Linked DNA regions of Homo sapiens: region 1 is linked to region 2. A link is an interaction called in ENCODE POLR2A ChIA-PET data of the cell type or tissue named here. Cell type or tissue: MCF 10A. All regions are shown on one strand. Links, peaks and the distances in the headings refer to the core of each region. The heading gives the core; the rest is flanking DNA.

Region 1 (10,366 bases), core at 2,469-7,468, 180 kb before region 2:
GACAAATACAAAAAGACCATGGTGAGAGAGGGCATATCTGGCCTTCATTCAGAAGTTGGTTTGCTGAGAGCTGACTGTATTCAAAAGCAAATCATTTAGTAAATTAAATATCCAAAAAGCTCAAGAACACATAAAAGTCAAGTTGAACATTAAAAGATTTGATATTTGAGGAAAAGGTAAAATCTCCATGAAACCCATCCTTTTATGTCACATTTCATGCTTATTAAATCCATACATCTTAAGTGTCTACTTTACGGTGTTCTTATGTTTTCTATATACTGCTAGTCAAATAAATATTGGAGGAATTGAATGAACATAGGAGGAAAACGTGCTTCATATATGTAAAACCACAATCTGTAAAATCAGTTTTATTCTAAAACAAAAATATAAAGATTTACTTGCTGCTTTACTATTTTCATATGACATCAGTTAACATTAATGAAATGGAACTACAAATGATAGTAACACATTTGCAAAAACCGGAACAAACTTTTTACCCTACTGCCCTTTCTCCTACCCTTTGCCTATTCGAATTCCCAATAGGCTGGGAGCCTGTAATCCCAACACTTTGGAAGGCCAAGACAGGCAAATCACCTGAGATCAGGAGTTCAAGACCAGCCTGACCGACATGGTGAAACCCCATCTCTACTAAAAATACAAAAATTAGCTGGGCATGGTGGTGCATGCCTGTAATCCCAGCTACTCGGGAGGCTGAGGTGGTAGAATCGCTTGAACCTGGGAGGTAGAGGTTGCAATGAGCCAAGATCACACCACTGCACTTCAGCCTGGGCTTTTTTTTAAGACTCTGTCTCAAAAAAAATAAAAAATAAAAAAAAAATCCAATGATAGAAGAGCTGGGCATGGCAGCTCACTCCTGTAATCCCAGCACTTTGGGAAACAGAGACGGGCAGATCACCTAAGGTAAGGAGTACGAGAACAGTCTGGCCAACATGGCGAAACCCCGTCTCTACTGAAGAAAAAAAAAATTAGCCTGGCATAGTGGTGCGCACCTGTAGTCCCAGCTACTCAGGAGGCTGAGGCAGGAGAATCGCTTGAACCTGGGAGGCAGAGGTTGCAATGAGCTGAGATCGCTCCACTGCGGTTCAGCCTGAACAACAGCATGAGACTCCGACTCAAAAAACAAAACAAAAAAAGAATCCAATGATAAAAGCAAATAGTTTTTAGGAATTGGAATGAGAAAGGAAATCAGTGAATGAGCATCCTCAAAAGTTGCCTGCTAACAAAGAATTGGGTCTCTCCTCAGGGGAGAGAATGACAGAAAGAAAGAAAGAAGCAGAATAGGCTGTGCATGTAAATAAGGTGATAATTTCCAGCAAATGCTACAGCAAAAAAGTATGAGAGAGTTACAGTTAAGGTGGAATATATTTTCATAAAAACTCCAACAGGATTCTAAACCATCTGTATTAAGCCTTTACTAAGCACTATAGAATATGTTAAGCTTTAATGAATCTTTGTTTTATGGCCAGAGGATCTTGCGACTTTCTGAAGTCAACATGTTAAATATCAATTACAATTGTCTTAAACCTAAGTTACAGGCTCAAAGTCACTGGGGAGGAGGTGGCTTTATTTATTCTTATTAAATGCCGTATACAAGCTTCTTTTTAAAGAGTTCACTTTTTGTTTTAAAAGTAAAATGTAGGGCGGGCGCAGTGGCTCACGCCTGTAATCCCAGCATTTTGGGAGGCCGAGGCGGGCAGATCACGAGGTCAGGAATTCGAGACCAGCCTGACCAACATGGTGAAACCCTGTTTCTACTAAAAATACAAAAATTAGCCGGGCGTCGTGGCACGCGCCTGTAATCTCAGCTACTCAGGAGGCTGAGGCAGGAAAATTGCTTGAACCCGGAAGGCAGAGGTTGCAGTGAGCTGAGATCACACCATTGCATTTCAGCCTGGGCGTCAGAGCGAGACTCTGTCTCAAAAAAAAAGAAAAGAGAAGAGAAGAAAAGAAAAGAAAAGAAAAAAAGAGTAAAATGTAGCAAAGTAGTCCAATTAACTGGGGGTTGTTGGTCAAGTTGTTAACTGAAATACGCTGCAAAGATAACATCCACAGGCATGAAAAGGCTCAATTTTCCAAAGGAGCAAAAAATGAAAATGTCTATCCAGTCCTGAAATTCTCCTTTTCTTTGCTGAAACAGGTTGCCACACTCTAAAGATTAATATTGTTTAACACTGACAATAGTGCAACTACTGGTGTATTTATTAACAATCTATTTTCTTCAAGGTTCAAACAAAACCTGTATTTTCTCTATTTCGCACAAATATCTCACTCAATATCAACATCACAAGTTCTTTCTCACAATGGAGGATTTAGAAATAAGTAACTGAAAACTGTGATTTGAAAAGTAACCAGAGCATAAAGCTAAAAAGATGTAGAGACATTTCATTTAATATAAGGTCTAATATTTAAATTTTGAGTAGAATTTTTAACACACTTTATGCCTATAAATTTATTTTAGATAACAATTAGATTTTTGAGAAGCATTTAAATAAATGTTTACCAGTTGCTTTTTGGCGAACAATATTTCTTGCCTTTTCCACTCCCGGTGCTCCAGACGTGGTGGCACTCCTAAATCGCATCGGTTCGGTCACATCTGGGTGGCTCCGCCAGCTGAGAGAAAAGGACCTCCCCACGGTGGTTCCTTTCTGAGGATCTAGAACACAGCCTGATAAAGGAAAAGAAAAATAATCTAAAGGCTGAATTCATTATTATTCATTTCACGCTTGTGTTGCTCAGCAAATGGTGTACCTACAACTATATATAATCAGCAGGTTTCCTTGTCACAAATTAAGTACCACTTCCTTACACTGCAATTTAGGAAGTTGCTCATATGTCACTAATTTAAGAATTCTTGTTGCCAAAATATTTTCAAGAATCTAAAACAGTCTTATGGATATTATTATATCTTCATAGTACTCATTCCAATATACAAAAGAAAGTATTAATAAACCTTTCTCAATACAAGAACAATATCAAATGAAGTTATACTACTGTTCCCAGGACACTCCAAAAACCACTACTTATAAACCAAAAACTCAGAGATCCTGATGTTAGAATAGTACTGCATCCTGTAGACACCAACCCCTCCACAAATCCCCAGAGCAATCCATGCCTATAAACTCTAATGTGGATTCAGTCAAATGGGCAGGATAATGAAAATCTACAAATAATACAAAATCCTATTTTAGCAAAGGTCCAAAACAATAAAACATTGTAGTCTGAGATTCAACTTTTATTTTTCCTCATATTGTTCTGGTTAATTATTTCAATGAGAGGCTATGGACCAAAAGAAATAGAGGAGGAAAGAGAATGGCAGACTTACAGATTTCTGCACAGGTATGATGTGGCCAGTGGCTGCCACCTGTGGCATGTTTCCACACCCAGTTTCCTCTGCCTGTGCTTTTTGTTTCTAGTAGTCTAGCCCTTAGAAGGCAAGTGTTTCTATAATAAATATTTAAATCCTTTTTAGAATAAAGCAACATAAATCAGAAATATTAGTCATGGTCACTAATTAAATAATGTGTTCGGTACATTTTGAAAACAGTGTTTTCGAAGTTGTTTGCCTTCCTAAGATAAGTCTGTCTCTTTAGATGAATCTGTGGGTAGGAAGAGAATCTTGCAGAATGGCAGGCGTGTGTGTGTGTGTGTGTGTGTGTGTGTGTGTAGTGTATGCACACATGTGCACTCGTGCATGGATTACAACAATTGAAGGTAGGTCCTTATCTCCTATTTCAGCTCTCCTCCTCTGGCCTGAAAGGTATCCTTAGCCAGGTAAGTTCTCTTCTGGGCTGAGAACGACTGTCTTAGGGAGGCAAGTTCCTAGTTGGAAGTATCTGGGTCCTCTCAGGCCCCGGGTTTACACAAAGGTCCTCAGAGCTGTCAGAGAGGACTAGATGGACGCCAAGGGCCCAGACTCTTGGCTCCCTGCCCCTACTTCAATCCTAAATCTCCAGTCTATTTCTTTAGAAAGGAGTTGTGTATACCTTCAACCGGGAAGAAAAACGGATCTGTTAAAAATGTTAGAAAATCATTGCATTAGACAGTCTAAATCTACATTGGGATTAAACTGTTCCACTGGATTGCCATGTACTTCAACTACTTTATTTTGGCTTCTTACTAACTTGCTTTTATTAATTAGTGCTTTGGCAAGCCATTCTCAGATTTCAATGAAGATATAAGAATCCACCACATTTATTATACGTGTATATGGTTTACTAACCACTGTAACTGGTTCACACCTCCCTGTATCCACATCCTCTGTTGTTCTCTCCTGTAATGACATTAGGCTTCATCACGTGACTTACTTGGTAGCAAAACTGAACAAGCAGAGACTTGAAATGCACTTGAAAATTTGAGCTTACCCTCTTACTGCCCCTGAAACTCTAAGCCACTTGGTGAACAAGCCTGAGCTAGCCTCTGGCTGCTGAAACACGTGGCCCAGTCACACCTCATTGCCCCTGCTGACAGCCAGTCAACCCGTAAAAGTAGAGCTGCCTAGCTGACTATTTCACAGCGTGGTTGACTGCAAACACAGAAGCAAAGACCAGCAGAAGAACTGACTGGCTGAGTCCAACCCAAATTGCCAACTCATCAAATCAAGATAAATAAGTGGTTGTTATTTTAAGCCATAAGTTTTGGGGTGATTTGTCACATGGCAAAAGCACACTGATACTGTCTATAAGGCAGCTGGTATTATTAAAGGGTAGTCTACACAATAAGCAGTGTGTACCCTTTAAGAAGCTTTGAAGGAAAAATTCCTCCCAAGTCTCAGGAGGACCTAATAAAAGCTAAGCATCACCTAAGTGATTGAATTGTTTTTACCCTATGTGCTCTGTGATTCTCTATTTGATGTAACCCTGCAAAGACCAAAATCAAATCCAATGTTTGACTTTTCCATCTCCCCAGCAAGCCCACGAGGCTCTATGGCATGTATTTTGGCATTTTAATCACAATGGCAGTTCCCTGCAACCTCACTCATTTTGACCCTATTTTGTATTTGATCTACTGTACTATATGCCTTTCTATGAGCTGCCTCAAATCTTTACAGAGTAAGGTGTAGTACAAGTGAATTAATCCAAGGACCATGCCACATCCTTAAGCACAGTAATTAAGGGGATGCCAAATTGTCATTCCTAATAGAAACTACCACTGATGTTTTCTACCTTGAAAACATAACTTTCATTTGAGGTTCTCAGTCCCAAAACAACTTTTACCCAGAAATACAACAAAGCCAAAATAGCTCCCATCTGAAGCATTCAGAATTTCTCCACGTTTCCTAGAGAGGCTGTAGAATGCATCTTAATAGTGTGACATCTTGAGTTGTATTTATCCAGCTTTGATTTCTAAACACTTCTTAACTATGTGGCCTTGGATGAGTCAATCACTGTAAGGCAACCTTGTCCAACCCGTGACCCATGGGCCACATGAAGCCAAGAATGGCTTTGAGTGTAGACCAACACAAATTCGTAAACTTTCTTAAAACATTATGAGATTTTTTTTTTTTTTGCAATTTCTTTTTTTGTTTTAGCTCATCAGCTATCGTTAGTTTTACTGTATTTTATGTGTGACCTAAGACAATTCTTCCAATGTGGCCTGGGGAAGCCAAAGGATTGGACATCCCTGCAAAGTCTCTGTACTTCAGTTTCTTTGTCTGTGATATGGGGATAATACAAGTATCTACAGTTCACTAGGTTATTATGAAGGTAAAAAGAGATAATATGTACAATGTAATAGCCATTATTATTACTGTTAGTTATCACTACTATTACTACTACCTTCCTTGCATCTTCCTTCTTGCATAGCTTCCTCAGAAATTCACCATCTCATTAAGGGAACAGAATGATATGAGACACAAATTAATGCCACTATTAAGAAGACACTGTGTAGTTGGTTCAGTTCATTATAAAATTTCGCGCATTAATTGCTTAGTCATACAAATACACACTCGTCCCCAGTCCTAGACATCTGGTGTTAACCTGGAAGAGTGGAAATACCTTTGCCTCGTTGCTTCTTTTCCTTTTGTTCACTTAATTTATCCAGAGGTAGGTTTGTCATCTCAACTCCATAAACGGTTCTTGCAAGCACTGCTGTCAAGGAGTCCATAATGTTGGCCCACTCGTTTATAAGTTCCTCCCATTCCGTGAGGGAGGACAGCACACCAAGAAAGTCATCCCAGAGCTCTCGAGAAATGTACACACAGAGGTTTGCTCGGATCCAAGCTACCATGAGCGTCTAAAACCAACCAACCAACAAGAGAATTCACACATCTTCATTTGGAAAAAGCATACTTTTAAACAAAATGTTTTAAATTACTATTAATAACACAAATTTTAAAATAAAAAGTACTTTTGGAAGTTGTTTTTCTTTTAATTCTCAAAATTCATTTGACCAACTATAATCAAAATTTAAGCTATTGGGGAGTTAGTTATCATTATGAACAAAGTTACTGATTCAATATTGTTCTAGTGTCTGCAGCTGGCCCTGGCTATAATCAGAGAAAAGACAAAGCCCTCCGCACAGTGACAACTCTGCTTCCTGAGACTGCTCTTTTCCTACCATCCACAGTGGCTACTTCAAACCTCCTACAGGAAAACCGCCAGCCCACCAAATCCTCCCTGACTTTGAGCAGATGGATTCACTGCAGACTTCACAAGAAACAGAACCCATTCAATGAGACTCCCCTCAACCTCTGCCCATGGACTCACATTCTTGCCCATATTCACCCAGCTCCACCTCCACCTGTGGGCTGAACTCCAAGAGGGGCCCCGCTCTGCTACCCTGTTGCCCCCTTACACTCTGGACCCCTTCCTCGGAGTCTTCATGCCTCTCTTAACCACCCCTCTCCTTTAATCTCCAGCCAACCCCACTTCCCCAGCTCTTTCTCTTCAGCATTTAAATATACTCCAAACTCTTCCTCATCTTAAAAGAAAAAATTCCCTTGAACCCAGATTCCCCCGTCTAGCTACAGCCCTTTTCCTTCCATTTTCACAGCCAAACTTCTTGAACGAATGTTCCACACCCGCTCCATCTCCACTTCCTCATCCCCCAGGCAACAGACTGCTCTGGTTCTCCCCTTTCTGAGGCCACTTCCACCTTCTGCCTGAGTTTTGGCTCCATTCCCATGGCTCCAGTTATCCTCTGTGTGCTGCTGACTTCTGAATCTCCATGTCCAGCTTAGACCTCTCTACTGGTTTCCTGATCTATCTACCTAGGTACTAGACAGTGCTACTTACACAACCCTCAGGCACCTATCAAAGAGCATAATAGTAAAAGGTATTCAATTTCTTCCACTGACTTTCTCTCAGTGCCTTCACCTGCTCGCTCCTGCATCTGGCCTTTGCACATACTCTTCCTTCCCTCTCTTTCCTCCTTTTTGTTTCTGTATAACTCCCCCTCATTTCTCAGGTCAAAATTTGTGCATCACTTCCTCCAAGAAGGTATCCTTGACTATCTCCCCACCACCACCTCCCAGCCTCCAGGAAGTGTCCTCCAGGTCCCTGCATTTTCCCCCCATCAATGCACCTATCACACCTTTCCTTCACAGTCTATTCACTTATCAGTGTCTGCCCCCAGTCTTATAGTCCACAGCACTACAACTGGTCACCTGGACAGCCCTATGAGACAATTATGCCTATATGCTGGATATTTCCTTCCCATAAAATTGCCCCATTCCTTACCTCTGCCAAAATATTCACCATCCTTTAAAATTCAAATCCAAATATATCTTCCCTGAAAGAAGTGCCTCTACATAGCCAAGTCCATCTCAAATGAGCCACAAATGCTTTCCTAAGCCTTGTGAAAAGGAATCCTTATACCCAAAGTCTATGTAAGTCCCATAGCCTGGTGTCAAAGAGAAATGCACTTGTTAAGATACCAGCTTGCATGTGCATTGGCCCAACCCAGATGCAAATAGGCTCCCACTCTTGTCAGGAATTCTTCTTTGCGTAGGTGAGTTCACTTCTTAATTTTTTTCCCCAAATTATATATAGATTTTTTAATGGAATTTACTCTTTAACATAGATACAGGAAAACTCTGATAAACAGAAATCAGTCTATAAAATCAGACAGGCCTATTCTGACCACCTGGAAAATCTTATTTAAAGTGGTCCTTCTGTAATACGCCTGTTCTCTGTTTCAATTTGTGTTTACCACTTTTTAAGAACATAAAAATGTTAAAGTAGGACTAAAGTAGTTAATTATATAAAAAACAAGATATTAACCACTTATATTTAAAGTCTGATTCTAACATGTATGAACTTGGTAAAACTAAAAATATGAAAGAAAATAAAATAATTTTATCTTTATTAAATATTTTATTATGACTAAAATGCCATCTCCTATTAATTTTTATACCCCTGCTTTCAAGATGAATTTGAGGCCATTGCCATAACGTACCTATAGACAATAAAATTAATAAATATTAGATCAATAAATATAATCTGAGCCAAGTAAGAGAAGAAAGTAGAGACTGATAATGTTATTAGGACTCAGACTCACATTTGGATATAGCGCCAGCTTCATGGATAAAAGCAGATGTCTTGGTGTAATGAGATGCTCTATACTGGGGATCTTATAATGGCTTCACTTTATTGACTAATTATGAAACAAGCGCAGAATGACTTCTTGCAGCTTATAAAATCAACTTAGCAAATATTACAAACATGTATGCAGACCTGTTGAATTATCATCATAATTCACAACTGACAACACGTGCACAGAGCAAAATGGTAAAATGGTAAAATACAGTTGGGTGGTGAGTGGTGGCACCTGTGGACATGAAGGCAGGGTGTCCTTTTAATCAATTACCATTTTCTAAAAGGAAGAGGGAAACAAACAGCCTGGACTACCCTGGTTTGTGACCTAGGAAAGTCACTTGGCCTTTCTGTAGTCACATTTCTCATTAAAAATAAGAAGTGCATAAGAGCTTCTCCAAGGTTCCTTCAGTACTGAAATTTGATGTTTTATCAGATACATTTTGGCACACAAGATGTATTTTAAAAACACCTTAACTAATAAATCACTCCTGTTCTTATGAACATTTGCTAACCAACCACTTCCTACTTCACTCTACCAACACACTAAGGGGACTGCGTAACTTTAAAGTAATGGCTCATATTACAAAGAGCAGGACCACAGTTTCCTGATATACCATCAGAGCTTCAAGCATAAGGTCATATTTAGCACTGATAATAAATTAAAACATCACTTAAGGCAATAAGGCAGTCACCATTATTTGGTAAATATTTAAAACTAAGTCAAATTCAGTCATCACTTAAAGAAAATTTGGTGGCCCAGGTTATCTACTGACAGAAAAAAAAACAAACACTAGAAGAACTAGAAAAAGATAAAAAGGGTAATAAAAACTTAAAAATGTCCCGTCCCTTTTAACAGTCTCCTTGTTCTCAATTTTTCAAAAAAAAATCAAGTGTCTAGCCATTTTAGACAGTCCACATGATCAAATGAATACTAATTAGATAGCATGTTTTAACGGCAGCGTGGGACCAAGATGATGCCCAATAGAGAGCCTGGCTGGTAAGTCCAGACCCTTAGTATTCTTGCCTCTTGCATCTCACGTAAGAACGTGGGAGGTCAACAGATGATCACAAATCCCAATGGGCCCACTCTGATTCTCATGACAACCCTGCAGGGTAAGAAGAAGTCCTTTCCTGATTGTGACAGATTAGGGAAGACACTCAGAAAGCTAAAGTCATGTGCTCAAGGCCACATAGCCAGAGAGTAGCAGAGCTGAGATCAGAAACACAATCTGCCTAATGCCAAAAAGCTCATCCTCTCTTCACTATTTTTTATGGTAGGTTTTTTTGTTTGTTTTTTGAGACAGGGTCTTGCTCTTTTGACCAGGCTGCAGCACAGTGATGCAATCATAGCTTGCTTACAGCCTCAACCTCCCGGGTTCAAGCAATCTTCCCACCTCAGCTCCCAAGTAACTGAAACTTCAGGTGCATGCCACTATGGCTGGATAATTTTTTTAAAATTTTTTGTAGAGACAGGGGTCTCACTCTATTGCCCAGGCTGCTTTTGAATTCATGGGCTCAAGCAATCCTCCTGCCTCAGCCTCCCAAAGTGCTGGGATTACAAGTGTAAGCCACCATGCCCAGCCTTTTGGTTAGTTCTTAATTTAAGCATCCTTCTCGATCTACCTAACCACTGCCAAAATAATAACAACATCAAAATCATTAATAATCATGAACTCAAAACTAAGTTTCAGGGAAGTCAGGTTAACTGAGCTTCAGGGAAGTCAGGTCATCTGAGGAGGGAAGTAATATCTGACAAGGTTTTCTCCATTCATGGGGGGAGTTTTTTTTTCCCCAAAGATCAAAACCAACCA
Region 2 (10,366 bases), core at 2,732-7,731:
CTATTTCAAGTAAGTGCACATTCTGAGGTACCGGGGATTAGGATTTTAACACATCCTAGCTTAAAAAGCATCTGGAAAAGGAACCTATCTTATATATCTTTAATACAAACTGTATTAGCATAATTGCTTTTAATTTTCTTTTTTAAATAACTCCCAGCCTGGGCAGCATGGTGAAACTCTGTCTCTACAAAAAATACAAAAAATTAGCTGGGCATGGTTGTGTGTGCCTGTGGTCCCAGCTACTTGAGAGGATGAGGTGGAGGATCACCTGAGCCTGGGGAGGTCGAGGCTGCAGTGAACCGTGATCGCACCACTGCACTCCAGCCTGAGCGACAGAGTGAGACCCCATCTCAAAAAAACAAAACAAAACAAAAACAAAAATAAACTCCAATTGAGCTAAAAAACACAATTGAATTATCTTTCAACAAATTTCACTTCAATTGGAATGGTCAATAAACACACATGCCAGAACCACACAATCTTGATTACTGTTTTTTTCCTTTTTTTGGGACAGAGTTTCACTCTTGTTGCCCAGGCTGGAGCGCAATGGCACAACCTCGGCTCACTGCAAACTCTGCCTCCCAGGTTCAAGCCATTCTCCTGCCTCAGCCTCCTGAGTGGCTGGGATTACAGGTGCCTGACACCACACCTGGCTTTTTTTTTCTTTTTTTTTTTTTTTTTGTATTTTTGGTAGAGATAGGGTTTCACCATGTTGGCCAGGCTGATCTGAACCTCTTGATCTCAGGTGATCCACCTGCCTCGGCTTCCCAAAGTGCTGGGATTACAGGTGTGAGCCACCACGTCTGGCCTGATTACTGTCATTTTGTAGTAAATTTTGAAACCGGGAAGTGTGTGTCCTCCAGCTTTCTTTTTTATTTTTTCATTGTTTTGGCTATTTTGGGACCTTTGCATTTTCATATGAAATTTAGGATCAGCTTACTCATTTCTATAAAAAAGCCAGCTGGAATTTTGATAGGGAAAGCATAAAATTTGTAAACCAGTTTGAAGAGTATTACCATCTTAACAATATGAAGGTTTTCAATCCAAACATTTTTTAAACAATGTTTTATAGTTTTTAGTGTATAAGTTCTACACTTTTTTGTTAAATTTATTATGAAATATTTTATCCTTATTGGTATTATTGTAAATGGAACTGTTTTCTTAATTACACTTTTGGACTGTTCATTATTAGCATATAGAAATATGCTAATTCTATAATGAGCTTGGTTTTTCTATAATGAGCTTCTATCCTACAATTTTGCTGAACTTGTTTATTAGTTCTAGTAGTTTTTGGGTTTATTTGTGGATTCCTTAGGTGTCTCAATTGTCAAAATCATGTCATCTACACATAGAAATAGTTTTATTCTTCCTTTCCAATATGAATGGCTTTTATTTCTTTTTCTTGACTAATTACTATGGCTAAAATCTCCACTATACTGTTGAATAGAGGTGACAAGTGCAGGTATCCTTGATTTTTTCTGAAGTTAGGAGGAAAGCTTTTAGTGTTTTACCTTTAAGCATGATGTTAGCTGTTGATTTTTTATAGACACCTTTTGTCCAGTTGAGGAAATTCCCAGGATGTATTTTTTTTTTTTTTCGAGATGGAGTTTCACTCTTGTCTCCCAGGCTGGAGTGCAATGGTGCAATCTCAGCTCATTGCAACCTCTACCTCCCAGGTTCAAGCAATTCTCCTGCTTCAGCCTCCTGAGTAGCTGGGATTACAGGTGCCCACCGACACGCCCTGCTAATGTTTGTATTTTTAGCAGAGACGGGGTTTCGCGGTGTTGGCCACACTGGTCTCGAAGTTCTGACCTCAGGTGATCCACCCACTTCGGCCTCCCAAAGTGCTGGGATTACAGGCCAGTGCCGCTGCGCCCAGCCCCCAGGATGTATTTTTAATTTGTTTGCAAAATACACTTTATAGGTAACTGACATATCATTTGGTGTCTGGAAGCTAGCTTCCTATATATGGAAAGTCAGACATGCACTGCAGAGCCCAAGGACTGTAATCCTTGAATTCTTTCAGGAACTCCTGAACTACAATAAACCACTCTTAACTTAGAGGAAACGAAGTATTCTTTAGGGTTGTCTGGCAGATCCTGGGGAAAAGGGGCTGGAGGCTATGACCCCTGAGGGTTCTTACCACATCAGGATAGATAGACAAGTCCATATTCCTGCAGTAAGCTCTGAAGAGAATGTCAACGGTTATTTTTGTCCAGTGGAACTCACAGTTATAGATGGGCTTCATTTATGAGTTTATCATGAAAGCATTTGGTTCTAAGTGTGGAAAAATCTCTTTAGCAGCCAAAAAAGAACAGGAATTTTGTCTAACATTTAGATGCATTCAAATAAAGACTTTGGAATTAAATAAGAAGCATGATCTTCATATCTTAAATGAAATCCCAACTAAGCATAAGCATGTGCTGAGAGTTTGTTCACTCATTTTGCCATCACAGAGAAGACCAGCTGTAACATGCCACCCTTGAGTAACCACATAAAAGAATTCAAGATGTCAAGAGGACACTATTCATGGACAGTATTTATGAAATCTGTGTTAATTGGTACTGGTAGTGGGCAAGATAATTCTAGGTGTCAAACTTCAAGAGTAAACTGAACAAAACCAGGGGCTCAATGCTGGGTTGTTCAGCTGAGCAACTGTTCAAAAACTTCCTTGGGATGGTGGGCCTCTTCCCACTCACCGCTTACTGACACTTGGCCATTGGTAGGTCGCAAGTAGTCTTGCTTTTCAATTAGCTGAGTTTTTGTTACTATTTCAGTTCTTTTCAGGGTGCCTCAATATAGCTTCCAGGAACAGAACAAAACCTTGAGTTTAAATACAGTGTATACGACTTAACTTATTTGTGTAAGGAAACATGGAGCAAACAGTGCACACTGACAATTAATTAGTAGGTTCCATTGCAATGCATTGCTCTGCCCATGGTCTGAGATGGTAAACTCAGTAATTTACTGTACATTGCTAAAAACACCAAAGACATTGATTTGTCTCCACATCTGAGAGTCAAATATGGTTAGTTCCAGAGACATAGACTCTACCTGCCCAAATGGCTGCACCAGTTTCCATTCCTACTACCACATTACAATATTTATCATGTTGAGTCTTGTTCAGTATTGTTCAGTGGAGTCTTAGGCTTAATTACATTTGGAGGTCTTCTGATATGAAGTATACAATTGATTGTCTGAGGCTGGAAAACTTTTTATGTATTTAATTCTGTAAGAAATAAAATTTGCCAGGTGTGGTGGCTCATGCCTGCAATCCCAGTGCTTTGGGAGGCCAAGGTGGGAGGATCACTTGAGGCCCAGAGTTCAAGACCAGCCTGGGCAACACAGCAAGACCTCCTGAGTGGCTGGGACTACAGGCACATACCACCATGCCTGGCCAAAAAAAAAAAAAATTAGCCAGGCATGGTGGTGTGTGCCTGTAGTCCCAGCTACTCAGGAGATTAAGGTGGGATTGCTGGAACCCAGAGGGTTGAGGCTGCAGTAAGCTATGATGATGCCACTACATTCCAGTCTGGGCAACAGAGCAAGACACTATCTCTTAAAAAAAATAATAAAAGTAAAAAGTAAATAAAAAGAAACAAAATTTGCCCAATAGAAAATATTTATGATGACGATTCCTTCCCAGCTTATCAATTTTTTTCTCAAATAAATTTTTGACCCAGAATGGCTATAATAAAAAAAGATATAAAAACCAGTGTTAGCAAGGAGGAGAAACAGTAGAAATGCTTATATACAAATGGTGGAAGTAAATGTTACTACAGTCATTTTAGAAAATTATTTGTTAGAAAACTAAACATCTGAGCCAAGCATTTTTGGCAGAATTCTGAACATGTACTCATCTATGGAAATGTACTAAAATGTTCACAGCAGCACAGTTCATATTAACCTCTGCCTGGGGCTCAGCACACAATACCCTGAAGTATGGCCCCTTGGCGTGCTGAGTACTCTGAACTGAAGGAGACTGGAGGGGCCTCAGAAGCAAAGCCTCTGACCTCCTCCTGCCCTTGTTCTCCTCTCCCTTTCCTCCCGCAAGCCATGTCATAGAAACCAGGATTCCTCTTTTCCTGAAGTGGGTCATAGAAACTAGAACTCCTTTCCCCCAAGGCAAGCCACAAAAGCTAGAAAGGACACTCTCTGATACGCCTCCTCTGAAGGTAGGCCATAAGACCCTCTTCCAAGAGGGATCCTGCTTGGATCTAGGAGGAAGAAATGCTGTATACACAGAGGCCAATAATATGAACAAACATTTTAAAAATCTTAAATAACTGTAAAAAATTAAAAGATAAAAAATAAATGATAAATCTAAGAAAAAAATTAAAGGCCAGTTGCATTGTAATCCCAGCACTTCGGGAGGCCAAGGTGAGAAGATTGCTTGAGGCCAAGAGTTGGAGACAAGCCTGGCCAACATGGTAAAACCCCCGTCTCTACTAAAAATACAAAAATTAGCCGGGTGTGGTGGTGCACTCCTGTAATTCCAGCTTCTTGGGAGGCTGAGGCACAAGAATCACTTGAACCCTGGAGGTAGAGGTTGCAGTGAGCCTAGATCGCGCCACTGTACTCCAGCCTGGGTGACAGAGCAAGACTGTCTCAAAAAAAAAAAAAAAAAAAAGAAAGAAAGAAAGAAAGAAAAGGAAAGGAAAAAAACGGAAAGAACCTGAACAAGTAAAGGGTCTTTGCTGGGTTCTCCCACTCCATCCCTTTTATTATCATTGGACTTTTTGTCCAATCACGCTTCTCCACAACTATCCACTTCTTTATTCGGACTTAGCATACAAAACAGGGCAAAATGAAACAGTTTTCCCTGGGGTTTGGGTCTTCACTTCTGAAGTCTCCCATATCATGTAAAACTTGGATAAACATATGTGTTATACTTTTTCTCTTGCTGGCCTGTCTTTTGGTAGAAGAGTGTCAGCCACAACCCTTGTGATGAGTGAGGAAAAGGCATTACCTTGTCATCCCCTGCACCCCAAACTGGGAAGGATCCAAATACTCAGCAAGAGTAGAATGCATAAATAAATTATGGTGCTGTCATAGAGTAGAATACTGTGTTATACAGCAATAAAGCTGTTCCTCTATAATTGGTGCACATTTCTGTATTATGCTGTAGCTCAATAAGAGGTTTATTAAAAAGGAATATCTGATCAATATTTGTTTCTGTTTTCAAAACATTAAAAAAATTCTCTGTGTCTTTAAACTCTATTTTTTTTTAATTAATAGCAATGTAATTGGTCCATCTATCCTTGCTCAACTCAGCATGTACCAAACCCAGCAAGAGTGAAGCCAGGGCTTGGCATGGTCTGGGCGTGTCCCTTCTAGATGCTAGCAGGATTCCTTCCAGGTTATGTTGCAAGCAACATTGCCTCATTAAATACTTGTACTGATGGGGATATCAAAGCTTGCACTCCAAAATGGAAACCGAGCTACAATTGCAATCGAATTTTGAGAAAATGTAGTTTTTGAACACAGTGGGGATGAACAAGAGGGGCTCAGACCAGAGGGTATTTTCTTATACTCCCTGAAAAGGAGGTGTCAGATCACCACTATAGCAATCATCACCATAATTAGCTGAGACTTCCTCTTTAGTGGTTGCTCAACACCTTCATTTGACTCTGCTGCTCACTCTAGCTGCCTGGGAGTTGGTGCCGGCATTTCGCAACACAGCCGGTCCTTGCCTACCAACCGCACTGTCTGCCAAGCCAAGAAGGTGGAGAAACTGCAGGTTCATGTTACAGGCTGAGCCAGGGGAGGTTTCTGAGCCCTCTCTAGCACTTGGCCTAAGCCTCCAGACTTCTCTGTCATACCCCAATGGTGCCAAATATCCAGAAACTAGCTTCCTAAAGTGGCTTTAACAAAAATCAACTTTATTGAGGTTTCATTTAATGCAATAAACAGCATCCATGTTGTAATGGGTATGATTTCGTGAGTTTTGGGAAGATAAACATAAATCCATGGCCATAATCAAAATCATGGACGCAATCGAATCACAAAGCATGTCTTTCCTCCCTAAAATTTTCTCAAACCCCACTGCAAACCCCCACCTCATCATCACTGTAGACTAGTTCACATTTTCTAGAATAAACTGGCTTTTGGATAAATGAGGGTGGGGATGTGCCAACCTAAGCATGTTTCACATATGCACACACATGTGTATAGACGTACTTCTTTCTTGGAAGGGAGTCCCTTCCTGCAGCTCATGCCAAGGCAGACAGCCCTAGGTGGCTTCAGAGCATATCCTGTGACCTCCTGGACATAGGGTTGCAACAGGATGGGGCACCTGACCCAGCACCTTGCAAGGAGGGTTGACCGGAGTGCTCTGCAGGGGCAGAAGTTCTGAGTCAGCTCAAGTGGGGACACAGAGATATTCAGGGGCTAGGATGGTGGGTGGTGGCGGTAACTGCGGAGCAACAGGGGCAAAAGTGGCTGAGCCCTGAAACGGAGTTCTCGCTGTGCTGGAGGCTGGAGCTGGAGATCAAGGTGTTGTCGGCGGGGTTGGCTTCTCGTTGGGCAGGGTGGCTTCCTCTCAGGCCTCTCTCATTGGCTTGCAGGTGGCCATCTGCTCCATGTGTCTGCACACGCTTTTCCTCCTGCAAGTGCCTGTGTCCTCATCTCCTCTTCTCCTAAGGACACCAGTCACATTGGAGTAGGAACTGCCCGTGTGACCTCGTTTTACCTTTATTACCTGTTTAAAGGCCTTAACTCCTAAGAAGGTCACATTCTGAGTTTCTGGGGGCTAGCATATCAAAATATGAATTTGTGGGGCACACGATTCAGTCCAGCATCCATAAAGGTGGCGGATGGGTGAACTCCTCCTGTTGTGGGCTGGGGGTTCAATGTCTCCTCAATGGAACTGAGCCCCTGGGATCAGGAACTGCTCTTGGTCCCAGACAGGAGTCCTGAATTTCAGTCCCTGTGAGGCCTCCCTCAGCACAACTGTCTGTGAGTTCCTAATTTTCCTGTTGCTTTTGTTCCTCATCTTTTCTTGGCATAAACCCCTGTTACCTGAGGATGACCCAACTGAGTAGCTGTTCCCAGGAGGTAAAATTATAAAGCCCGTTGGATTATAGCATCTATGGCCTAATTACAAATAGAAAGCAGGGAGAAGGGGTGAGAAGTGAATTCTTGGCCTAGTGGGAGAGGAAAGAAGTGGCTAACCCCTTTCCTTTTACTAGTCATAAAAACCTTTTTTGTTGTTGTTCTGGCAATCAAGGTAACAATAAAATAAGACAATTATTACCAAGAGGTATTCCCTATGCCCATTTAAATCGGTGCTCATAAACTTGTCTTGGGCATACAGGCCAGAAGTGCCTCATGTGTTTTTTGATAAAACGTCCTCCCGAGGGCAGGCAGAAATAGCAGAGCACAGGCTCCGCTCTGTGGGGTCATGGGTTTCAGAGCAGCTGATAGGGGAATTTGCTAGGCTCCGCACTTTCCTAATATAACCTGCCAAGTTTTCTCAGCAAAGTAGGCTTCTGGCCCAAAGGAATGAGATAAAGGCAAGTTCTTAAAGAAAAAGGATTCAAAAACCATAGCATCCAACGATGAAACAGGAAAGTGTTTCTACCGTGTGGAGGAGGTAGAAGTTCACATGGCAGGATGTACTTTTTATTTATGCCTCGTAAGTCAAACAGAACACAAAAAAGATTTGGGAAAGTGTTATTGCCAAAGAGCGACATTTTTATGAGGAAAGAAAGTTCAAGGGTTAACTCTTTTCCAGTTAGTTTATGCAGAGGCTGCAAACACATGGTCTTGAGGGCCAGAGCTCACCCACAGACAGGTTTTGTTAGCTTGTCCTGCAATATATTTAAAAATGTGTATAGATCTGAATAAGTTACCAAACTTTAAAAATTAGATTTTTTGCAAGTATCTACATTTCTGATTTTCCTTCAGCAACGGGAAGACCTGGCAATGCTGGGTTCCATGAGGCACTAACCCCAGTGAGCTGAGCAGTGGCCACACCCTCCCAGCATACCTGATCCCCACCCCACCCTACCCCTTCCTGTGACTGGGCTGAATATAAGTTGCCAATTATCAACCCACTTGCTATGTTATTTTACTTACAGGGAAGAGGGAAATAAAGTTTACACCCACATGCCCCCACCAAGAGGGAAAATGATACAGAAACCCATGTGTTTCAAGAAAAATAGGCAAATGCATGTTTCTTTTAGAAGCAAAGGCCATCATGCCTGCTTAATATGACATATATTGCTCTGTCCAGTTTGTACCCAGGCATTACCTGGCTGCATCCTAAAGACAGCTGTATTTGTATTCCCAGAGCCTTAAGTCCAGTACTTTACTAACCATGTCAAGCCGTTGTTGAAGACATACACAGCTAAGCCATCTGGACAAGAGTAAGAAGATTATAGGCTTAAAAGCTACCTATGGTCCCTCCCCATACCCTTCAGTCTCCATGCACTATGATCCTCCACTTATAGACTGGGCTCCACGTGAGACCATCCTCAGTTTTTAGCCTCTGATTTCTCATCCTCTGCAAAGCTGAGCTCACGTGTTTGTCAGGAAAAAGCATTTGTCAGAAACCTCGTGTAGGCAACGGGGTCTTCTTGCAGGACAGGGTGTTTTGTCATTTCCTGCGTCTGTGGGATCAGCAGATTGGACAGAACTGTTGTTCTGGAACATTCATATCAAAGTCTCTGAAGGGAATTGAAGTGTTAAGATTGTCAACATTAGTTACCATGCAGCATCAGCCTGGGGCTTCGTTCATTCTGGAGCTGGGCTGCAACTGCCTGCTTATTCTTATTACATCCAATTCCAGCTAAGAATATGATGACCACCTCGGCAGCTAAAAGACTAGGTTATATCAGTATCCAAGACTTTCTTGATAAAAGTTAGAAAACCATTAGCATTTTTTGAACATGAAATGGTCCAGGGATTTAAGCTTGAGATAATAATTTGCAAAGGAATGCTTTTATCCCCGGGGAGCTGTTTGGGGAGTTATGGGTGGGCTTTTTTTTTAAACTTCATGTTTTTTCATGTTTGAAAGAGCCAGTGGCTCTCCATCACTAAGAGAGAATACAGAACAGTCATCAGGATTCCTGACAAGATTGTGAATGGCAGGAGTTGGTGCATAGGGGTAGGGACCACCCAAGGGGACCCTGGAGAGAAGGGGGATGGAGCAGCTTCATAGTTCTTATGGGGCCAGAAGGGATCCAGGGGCACAGATTGCTTTTGTACAGATGGAATCATTGGCTATCAGGCCAATAAGAGAGAAAATACAATAACAGCAAAGCACCAAACCAGTGCACAATGTTGGTTAAGTATGGACTGAACTGTAAGTGTGTGTATGTTTGTGTGTGTGTGTGTGTGTGTATGTGCATGTGATGCGGGGGGGTCCTGGAAATCATCAGAATCGGATGGGCTAATCCTGTCAATCTTTCTAAGGAAGATGAGCTTATTTATTTAACTTTCTATTGTGGAAAATCTGAAAAATTTGAAAAATTTGTAAAAGCCAACAGAAAAGTGTACAGGACCCCATGTCCCCATCTGCTCATCATCAGCCCCAACAACCATCAACCCATGGCCAGTTCTGCTCCATCCAAACCCACTCCCATATTATTTTGATGTAAATCTTAAACATTATATCATGTCGTTCACAAATGTTTTGGTATATTGCTCTAAAATAGCACTATTTTATTATTTTATTTTATTTTATTTTATTATTTTATTTTATTTTATTTTATTTTTTGAGACAGAGTCTTGCTCTGTTGCCCAGGCTGGAGTGCAGTGGCATGACCTCAGCTCACTGCAGCCTCCACCTCCTGGGTTCAAGCGATTCTTGTGTGTCAGTCTCCTGAGTAGCTGGGATTACAGGCGCCCGCCACCATACCCAGCTAATTTTTGCATTTTTAGTAGAGATGGGGTTTCTCCATATTGGCCAGGCTGGTCTCAAACTCCTGGCCTCAAGTGATCTGCCCACCTCAGCCTCCCAAAATGTTGGGATTATGAGCGTCAGCCACAGCACCTGGCCAGCACTGTTTTAAATATAGCCACACTATCATATTATTAGACTGAAAAAATTAACAGTAATTTCTTAATATTGTCATTTATGTTTCCAATTGTCTTATAAACAACATAATTTTTTTCAGTTTGTTTGAATCCCAGTAAGATCCACACTATGATGAGGTTGCTGTGTCAGGTGTTGCTTAAGTCTCTTTTAATCTATAGTTTTCCCCGCATCTCTTTTTATTTTCTTCTGCTATATCTGTTGAAGAAACTGGAGTTCATTTTTCAATTACATTTTGAAGTAGAAGAACAGATAGATGAATAAATAAAAGGTTTTACCTCTGAATCTCCCAGCCCATGGCAGTGCTTTGCTTTTCTCTGTTGTCTC

What was found. Peaks named below come from ENCODE experiments on the same cell type or tissue, not always from the same donor. Only the 100,000 strongest peaks of a DNase experiment are listed, where the experiment ranks them.
Region 1: POLR2A ChIA-PET joins it to region 2 with 12 read pairs; 2 of 35 experiments call an interaction of 5 or more read pairs at or near these places.

What each region holds. Positions count from the first base shown.
Region 1 is chr20:20,599,161-20,609,526 of GRCh38, forward strand. RALGAPA2 (Ral GTPase activating protein catalytic subunit alpha 2) reads right to left here. Exons shown (of 40, transcript NM_020343.4): 15 at 6,015-6,252; 16 at 2,522-2,686. Among named protein-coding and RNA genes, the nearest start is that of RALGAPA2, 110 kb to the right of the region's middle. RefSeq lists enhancers at 4,340-4,419, 4,610-4,789. In MCF 10A, for the core only: no CTCF peak of the experiment used is centred there; a DNase peak (open chromatin) is centred at 4,401.
Region 2 is chr20:20,774,970-20,785,335 of GRCh38, forward strand. No RefSeq gene overlaps it. Among named protein-coding and RNA genes, the nearest start is that of RALGAPA2, 68 kb to the left of the region's middle. In MCF 10A, for the core only: no CTCF peak of the experiment used is centred there; DNase peaks (open chromatin) are centred at 5,342 and 5,672.